Linked DNA regions of Homo sapiens: region 1 is linked to region 2. Evidence: read pairs that join two places in POLR2A ChIA-PET (ENCODE). Cell type or tissue: MCF 10A. All regions are shown on one strand. Links, peaks and the distances in the headings refer to the core of each region. The heading gives the core; the rest is flanking DNA.

The links. ChIA-PET counts read pairs that join two places held together with the same protein. Peaks named below come from ENCODE experiments on the same cell type or tissue, not always from the same donor. Only the 100,000 strongest peaks of a DNase experiment are listed, where the experiment ranks them.
Region 1: POLR2A ChIA-PET joins it to region 2 with 6 read pairs; 21 of 35 experiments call an interaction of 5 or more read pairs at or near these places.

What each region holds. Positions count from the first base shown.
Region 1 is chr16:24,992,343-24,996,743 of GRCh38, reverse strand. The region is part of intron 1 of ARHGAP17 (Rho GTPase activating protein 17); the gene reads left to right. Among named protein-coding and RNA genes, the nearest start is that of ARHGAP17, 21 kb to the left of the region's middle. In MCF 10A, for the core only: no CTCF peak of the experiment used is centred there; a DNase peak (open chromatin) is centred at 2,303.
Region 2 is chr16:25,046,479-25,050,879 of GRCh38, reverse strand. No RefSeq gene overlaps it. Among named protein-coding and RNA genes, the nearest start is that of LINC02175, 18 kb to the left of the region's middle. RefSeq lists a silencer at 1,058-1,352. In MCF 10A, for the core only: no CTCF peak of the experiment used is centred there; DNase peaks (open chromatin) are centred at 1,809 and 2,129.

The DNA of each region.
Region 1 (4,401 bases), core at 219-4,218, 54 kb after region 2:
CTGTAAATTAGATATTCTTAATATCTCCATTTTTACGGGAAAGGAAATGGAGACACAGAGATTACCCCGCTCTTAGGTGGTGAACGGGGCTTTGACTCCCTGCATATTTGCTCTTAGCCACTTCACCCACCTACAAGGAGCTAGCACCTTGCTTGGGGTAGAGGGAGGGCACCTTCTGAACATGCTTTAGTGGGTGTTTTTCTGTTCTGCTTTCCGAGTTGTGGGTGGCAAAGGAGATGTGCATGCATAAGATGTTCTCATTACTAAGAGTGCTTCTGATGATAACAAAAGACCAATATCCTGTTGGAGCAATGTCCAGATATGATGAAATGCTAGATTTGCCTGGTAACGCTGAAGAAATTTTTTTATGAATGCTCCATCCCCAGAAGACTCTCGCTCCTGCCATTTGATCAGTTGATTTTATAATATGAGCATTGGTAAATTCTTAGGAATACAACTATCATAATAACATGTTATGGCACAACAAATTTAACTGTTACTCCACTGGTAGGTTCCTGAAATTATTGATGATAGGAAGATTCTTCAGTGCAGAGAGGGATTTAAGACGTTATGGGAGACATTTTAGTTAAGATGGTTGACTGAAGACATATTTATTTCCCTCCCCCCCCAAAAAAATAAAATTCACTGAAATGTTGGGAATTTTTTTTAAGTCTTAGAAGTTAAAAACCATTGTGCTGAAATCCCTGGTGTACTTATGAAGAAGTAGGTGGCTTGCACCTGTAGTCCCAGATACTGGAGAGGTTGAGGCGGGAGGATTGCTTGAGCCCAAGAGTTTGAAGTGAACCTGGACCACATAGCAAAGCCCTTGGTCTCTTAAAAAAAAGAGAAGAAAAAGTTGGTCTATAGAGAAGTAAAGTGAGTGCAGTTTTATTTGTTGGTTCATTGTCCAAGCCTGGTTTTCCTTTGTTTAAATGCATGTAACAGCCTTTCTGAAGATTTTTTTTTTTACATTTGCTGCCTGGTACTCATTTGAAGGCCCAGAGTCCGGCAGAGTTCCTTTCCGTGTTTTCCGCAGTCCTTCAGTTTGGTTCGCACACCTGATGGCCTAGAATTGGGCTGGCCCTTGGCTCTCCTGCCCACCCTGGTGGTGGATTGCCGCTGGCTCCTACTCAGTACAAGGCCCAGATACTGAAAACTTTCATTTAGTCACTTATGTATTCAGCAAATAAGTTTGCTCACAATCTTCAGCAGATCCCGTGTACCTGAGCTTAAATGGGGTGGGGTTCTCCCCCAGCCATGTCACCTGCCTCTGCTCCTCCCTGCTCTCTCTTCCCTCTCTTCTCCCTGACCTGGGTGCTCTTGTACTATCCAGCCTCTGGGTTTCCAACTCATCCAGTAGGTCTCAGAAGCCATCACCAGTTTCAGGATATCTTTCTGATATCCCAGGTCTGCATTCAGGCCCCTCCTGTCATGTCTGTAACCCGCAACAATTTAATGTGCTTCTCTGTGCCTAGGTTTCTAAATCTCTAAAATGGGTATGACATGGTTTGGCTGTGTCCCCACTCAAATCTCATCTTGAATTGTAGTTCCCATAATCCCCACGTGTCGTGGAAGGGATCCCATGGGAGGTAATTTAATTATCGGGCCATTACCCTTATGCTGTTCTAGTAATACTGAGTGAGTTCTCATGAGATCTCATGGTTTTATAAGTGACTTTTCCCCCTTTTGCTCGGCATTTCTCCTTGCTGATGCCATTTGAAGAAGGACGTGTTTGCTTCCCCTTCCACCATGATTGTAAGTTTCCTGAGGCCTCCCCAGCCCTGCGGAACTGAGTCAATTAAATCTCTTTCCTTTGTAAATTACAGAGACGTGGGTATGTCTTTATTAGCAATGTGAGAACAGACTAATACAGGTTATAATAGTGGTATCAGTCTCATGGTTGTCTTGAGGATTAGGTGGGTTAATACAAGTAAAGTGTGTATTAGGTGGTTAAGAACAGGGTCCCTGAAGTAATATTGCCGAGATTCAGAGCCTAGGTGGGAAACCCTGGGCAATCGCTTAAGTTCCCTGGGTGCATCAGTTTCTTCCTCTGTAACACGGGGGTAATAATACTTATCCCGTAGAGTTCAGTTCTTGCAAAGCACCTGGAACAGTGCTGAGCATGTGATATGAGCTCAATAAATGTGGGCTGTGGTGATAGTGACAACTCCCAGGGACCCTGCACTTCCCTGTTGGAACCGTCCTTGCACTGGAGTATAATGGCTTATTTTCCTTGATAGTCCTTGAGCTCTGGCAGAGCAGGGGCCCTATCTTACTCATGATGGCTCATGGAAGGGAACCCGAAAATATTTGTTCAGTGACTAACCAAATGAAAAGTTAGTGCAAAGTATGCATGACACCAGCCTGTGGTTGAATTTGTTGATGGGCTGTGTAGCTCCACTCAGTTAAGGCTTACTTATCCTGAATAGCTTTTTTGACAAAACACCTCATTAAAAAGCAATCAGATTTCTGTTTTAAGGTATTTACAGTGTCCTTTCATCCATCAGGCACTCCTTTCTTTGACCTTAGAAAAGGGCAAGTGGAGATTTAGGGTGTTCCCCACCCAGAATCTACCATCATCCCTCAAAAACTGCCTCGCCCTGACTTTCCAGGTGACTATTTTTTCTTCATTTTGTGCACCACGCTAAGCATGGAACTTCCTGGGCCACATCTGTGACGTGTGTTTATTGTAGAATTCCAGAGGAGCCACCATTATTCAGATTTTCAGCACTAGATGCCTGTTTAAACCGTGCAACATTTGTCATTTTTGGAGTTACAGTCCTACGTTTGCAAAGCCCAGTTTGGAAGGTTTCAAAATGTTCCCTCCTTTGCTATTTTGTTCTAGTCTCTTAAAAGTCCTGTGAGAATGTTGATGCAAATATAAATAAAGTAAGGGGCAGAAAGGTTAAGGGATGTATTTTTAGATGCTATGGTTAGTTTGTGGCGGAGTTAGGGTCAGAACATAGCTTGCAAATTTAAGAGAAATTTAACTTTGGTCCATGGCCTCGAAGGTACTCTTTCTGAAGGTTCAAAGACTGGTTCACATTGTGTAATTCACTTAATGGGTGTCTGCCTGCACACCCACGAAACAGGGATAATAAAAATTGCCCTGTATGGGTACATGTTTTTGCCCGTTACTTTTTTTTTTTTTTTTTGAGACAGAGTCTCACTCTATTGCCCATGCTGGAGTGCAGTGGTGCAATCTCAGCTCACTGCAACCTTCGCCTCCTGGGTTCAAGTGATTCTCCTCCCTCAGCCTCCTGAGTAGCTGAGATTACAGGTGCCTACCACCATGCCCAGCTAATTTTTTTTTGTATTTTAGTAGAAATGGGGTTTCACCATGTTGGTCAGGCTGGTTTTGAACACCTGACCTTAGGTGATCCGCCCACCTCGGCCTCCCAAAGTGCTGGGATTACAGGCGTGAGCCACCATGCCCGGCTGCCCATTACTTTTAATGGGAAAAGCCACAATTACTTTTGCACCAACCTATTATAATGAAATAATATAGGTAAAAGTGCTTTCATAACAGAAAATAATGTATAAATGCAAAATATTACTATTAATTTTTTTTTAAATTTTAGTATTGGAAATTTGGTGTTAAGAAACTCTTTTGGCTGGGCACAGTGGCTCATGCCTACAATGCCAGCACGTTAAGATTTTAGACCTTGTCTCCAAAAAAAGGATTTTAACTGAGGCAGGAGGATCACTTGCGGCGAGGAGTTTGAAACCAGTGTGGACAACATAGCGAGAACCTGTCTGTACAAAAAAATACAAAAATTAGATGAGTGTGGTGGTGTATGCCTGTAGTCTCAGCTACTTGGGAGGCTGAGACAGGAGGATTGCTGAGCCCAGGAGTTGGAGGCTAAAATAAGTTACGATCGCACCATTGCTTTCCACAGTCTGGGTGACAGACCCCATCTCTAAAAAATAAATAAACGGTAACAGAAACTTTTTTGATTACATGTTATGATCCACCAATTCCAGTTTCTATGTTTGATTACTTTCTTGAACAGGAGTACTGTATTTATGAATTTTTCTTGTACTTTTTTCAAGTTGGTAGTTTATAGTCAGATTCTACTGTACTCTTTCTGTTAAAATAGCTATGTGTTGGGCCAGGCACGGTGGCTCACGCCTGTAATCCCAACACTTTGGGAGGCCGAGGTGGGCGGATCATGAGGTCAGGAGATCGAGACCATCCTGGCCAACATGGTGAAACCCCATCTCTACTAAAAATACAAAAATTAGCCGGTCATGGTGGCGTGCGCCTGTAGTCCCAGCTACTCGGGAGGCTGAGGCACAAGAATCTCTTGAACCTGGGAGGTGGAGGTTGCAGTGAGTCAAGATTGTGCCACTGCACTCCAGCCTGGTGACAGAGCAAGACTCTGTCTCCAAAAAAAAGAA
Region 2 (4,401 bases), core at 302-4,301:
TGTGCGCATAAAGTCATGTGTTGCTTAACAATGGGGATGCATTCTGAGAAATGCATTCTTAGGTGATTTCGTTGTACAGACAGCACAGAGAGCACTTACGGAAACCTAGATGGTACAGCCCACTACACACCCAGGCTACATGGTATAGCCTATTGCTCCTGGGCTACAAATCTCTACAGCACATTACTGTATTGAATAATGAAGGCAACTGTAACACAATGTTAAGTATTTGTGTATCTAAACACAGCTAAACATAGAAAAAGTACACTACAAATACAGTATAAAAGGCTAAAAATGATCCACCTCTATAGGACACCTGCACTGAATGGAGTTTACAGGGCTGGAAGTTGCCCTGGGTGAGTCAGTGAGTGAGGGGTGAGTGAGTGTGAAGACGCAGGACATTACACTGTGTAAACTTTAAAAGCAGTGTATGCTAGCCAGGCACAGTGGCTCACGCCTGTAATCTCAGGACTTTGGGAGGCTGAGGTGGGCAGATCACAAGGTCAGGAGTTCGAGACCTTCCTGGACAACATGGTGAAACCCCGTCTCTTCTAAAAACACAAAAAATTAGCCAGGCATGGTGGCACATGCCTGTAATCCCAGCTACTCAGGAGGCTGAGGCAGAAGAATCGCTTGAACCTGGAAGGTGGAGGTTGCAGTGAACTAAGATCGTGCCACTACACTCCAGACTCTGTCTCAAAAAAAGAAAAAAAAAAGAAAAAAAAAACTAAGACACAATCACATACATTATCCTAGGCCTACACAGAGTCAGCACCATCAATATCACTCTCCACCACCTCTACATCTTGTTCCCCTGGAAGGTCTCCAGGGGCAATAACATGAATGGAGCTGACATCTCCCAAGATAATGATTTCTTCTTCTGGAATATTTCCTGAAGGACCTGCCTGAGGGCTTTTACAGTTAACTTTTTGTTAATAAGTAGTTGCTCTGGGTGAGTCAGCAAGTTGTTATTCTAAAATAACAATAAAAAGTACAGCATAGTAAATACATAAACCGTTAACACAGTTTTTTATCATGATCAAGTTTCATGTATTGTACATAATTGTATGTGTTACACTTTTATAGGACAGGCTGCACGGTAGGTTTGTTTACACCAGCATCCACATAAGCTCATGAGTGATGTACCGTGCTAAGACATTAGGACAGCTACGTCACTAGGTGATAAGATAATAGAGCTGAAAAATTCCCGTGGGACCGCCACCACCATATATGCGGGCAGCTGTTACCCGAAGGCATCACTGTACATGTATTTGAGATTGCAAAATTCAACTATGTTCAGCATTAAAATCTCAGATTTAGAATTTCAACTGCATGCTGCTTGTGGTCTGTAAGATATGGCACTACCTCCAACTTTAATTCTATTGTTCTTTTATACCTTTTAGTTTCATTTTTAGTTTCTATTTCCTGTTGGTTTTATTATTGGTTTATAAACGGAAGGCAGGAAGCAAAATCTTTTTTTTTTTTTTTTTTTTTTGAGACAGACTCTCATTCTGTCGCCCAGGCTGGAGTGCAGTGGCATGATCTTGGCTCACTGCAACCTCCATCTCCGGGGTTCAACTGATGCTCGTGCCTCAGCCTCCCGAGTAGCTGGGATTACAGGCACCCACCACCATGCCCGGCTAATTTTTGTACTTTTAGTAGAGACGGGTTTTCACCGTGTTGCCCAGGCTGGTCACAAACTCCTGGCCTCAAGTGATCCGCCCGCCTCAGCCTCCCAAAGTGCTGGGATTACAGGCATGAGTCACCACGCCTGGCCAGGAAGCAAAGTCTTAAGGGCAAAAGACGCTGTACTGAAACAGAGCTAGGCTTCGTCTCCCTTCCTCCTTTCAGGGCTGTTGCTAGTATACAGCTAATGTGCCAGGACTTAAATAGTAGCTGGGATTACAGGCACCCACCACCATGCCCGGCTAATTTTTGTATTTTTAGTAAAGACGGGGTTTCACCGTGTTGCCCAGGCTGGTCACGAACTCCCGACCTCAAGTGATCCGCCCGCCTCAGCCTCTCAAAGTGCTGGGATTACAGGCATGAGTCACCACGCCTGGCCAGGAAGCAGTCTTAAGGGCAAAAGACGCTGTACTGAAACAGAGCTAGGCTTCGTCTCCCTTCCTCCTTTCAGGTCTGTGGCTAGTATATAGTTAATGTGCCAGGACTTAAATGCTGAGTCACCTAAAAAGCTGAGCCTCAATCCTCAATAACCAGGAAGACTCATATAGGCTGCAATTCCCTTCCAGAGGAGACTGCCCGTGTTGCCTTTTGCTTTCATCTAATGTCTCTTTACTTTACAAAGAATAATATGATCTAAAATCTGTCTCTGTTGTAAGCAGTCACTGAATATTGGGCAAAGCATAAATGGCAAAGGGAGCAACATTCACACGAAGGTAAAAGAAATGGGGAAACCCAATCAGAAAATTCTCTTGGATCAATGTTCTGTATCTAACTCAACAAAAAGCCAGTAAATACAGAATATCATGCAAGATGCCACAGACCTGAGTAATACCAAAGTACTTTGGGAAAAGAATAAAACCCTTACCACGTATTGCAAATATTATATGGTTTGCCTGTACATTTTCTTAATGTATTTATTTTTCCTTTGTAGTAAGTGCATTTTGTGTTCTACTCACAAAATATCTGCCCACCCCATGGTTGCAAAGATATTCTCCCATGTTTTCATGTGTAAGATTTACGATTCTAGCTTTTATGTTTAGGTTTATGAACAATTACCAACTAATTTGTGTGTATGGCATGAGATGGGGTGAAGGTTAATTTCTTTCCTCATGTGAATATCCAGTTGATCTAGAATTATTCATTAAAAATAATTTCCTGGCTGGGCAGTGGCTCACACCTACAATCCCAATACTTTGGGAGGCTGAGGTGTGAGTACTGCTTGAGCCCAGGAGTTCGAGACCAACCTGGGCAACACAGTGAGACCCTGTCTCTACAAACAAAAAACAACAAAACATTAGCTGGACATGGAAGTACACACCTGCATTCCCAGCTACTTGGGAGGCTGAGGTGGGAGGATCACTTGAGCTCAGGAGGCTGGGGCTGCAGTGAGCCATGATCATACCACTGCATTCCATCTTGGGCGACAGAGGAAGACCCTCTCTTAAAAAAAAAAAAAAGAAATTAAATGACTTTCCTTCCTTCCACCAGAAAATTGACTTACTCGCTCTGGGCAAAAATCAACTGACAGTACGTATGCAGGTCTATTTCTGGACTCAGTTTCACTGATATATTTGTCTATTGTGATGTCAAGACCAATGTTTTGATTAGTGTAGCTTTATAGTAAGTCTTAAAATTAAGTGGTATAAAAAATTAGCAGTTTAAGTTCTCCAACTTTGCTCTTTTTTTTTTTTTTTTGCTATTCTAGATATTTTGCATTTCCATATAAATTTTAGAATCAACTTGTTAGTTTCTTCAAAAAAAAAAACAAATAGGATTTTAACTGGGATTGCATTGACTCCATAGATCAATTTGGGGAGAACAGACATCTTAATATCAGGTCTTCTAATATATGAACAAAGTAACCTCTTCCTTATTTAAGTATTTATTAATTTCTCTCACCAATATTTTAGTGAGAGAGTAAAAGTATTCTCTCACAATACTTTTCTGGTAAAGGTGTTTTCATGTCTTTCATTAGAGTTATTCTAATGATTTTTGATGCTACTGTTTTTATGCTGTTTTTCCTTTTTTCTTTTTTTGGGACAGGATCTCTCTGTCACCCAGGCTGGAGTGCAGTGGTATGATCACAGATCACTGCAGCTTCAACCCTCCCAGTCTCAAGCTATCCTCTCACCTCAGCCTCCCAAGTAGCTGTGACTACAGGTACTCGCCACCATACCCAGCTAATTTGGTTCACTTTCTTGTAGAGACAAGGTCTCACTATGTTGCCTATGTTGCTCAAAGTCCTGGGCTCAAGGGATCCTCCCACCTTGGCCTCCCAAAGTGCTGGGATTACAGGTATGAGCCACCGTGCCTGGCCTGATGCTATTGCAAATGGTATTTTACATTTTCATATATATATATGTTTCATGTATATATGTGTGTGTGTGTGTATTTACAACATATATATATCTGATAAAAATATTCCAGGCTGGGCGCAGTGGCTCATGCCTGTAATCCCAGCACTTTGGGAGGCCGAGGTGGGAGGATCGCCTGAGGTCAGGAGTTCAAGACCAGCCTGGCCAACATAGTGAAACCCCGTCTCTACTAAAAATAGAAAAATTAGCCGAGTGTGATGGTGCATGCCTATAGTCCCAACTACTTGGGAGGCTGAGGCAGGAGAATTGCTTGAGCCTGGGAGGCTGAGGTTGTAGTGAGCCGAGATTGCACCACTGCACTCCAGCCTGGGTGACAGAGTGGGACTCCATCTCAAAAAAA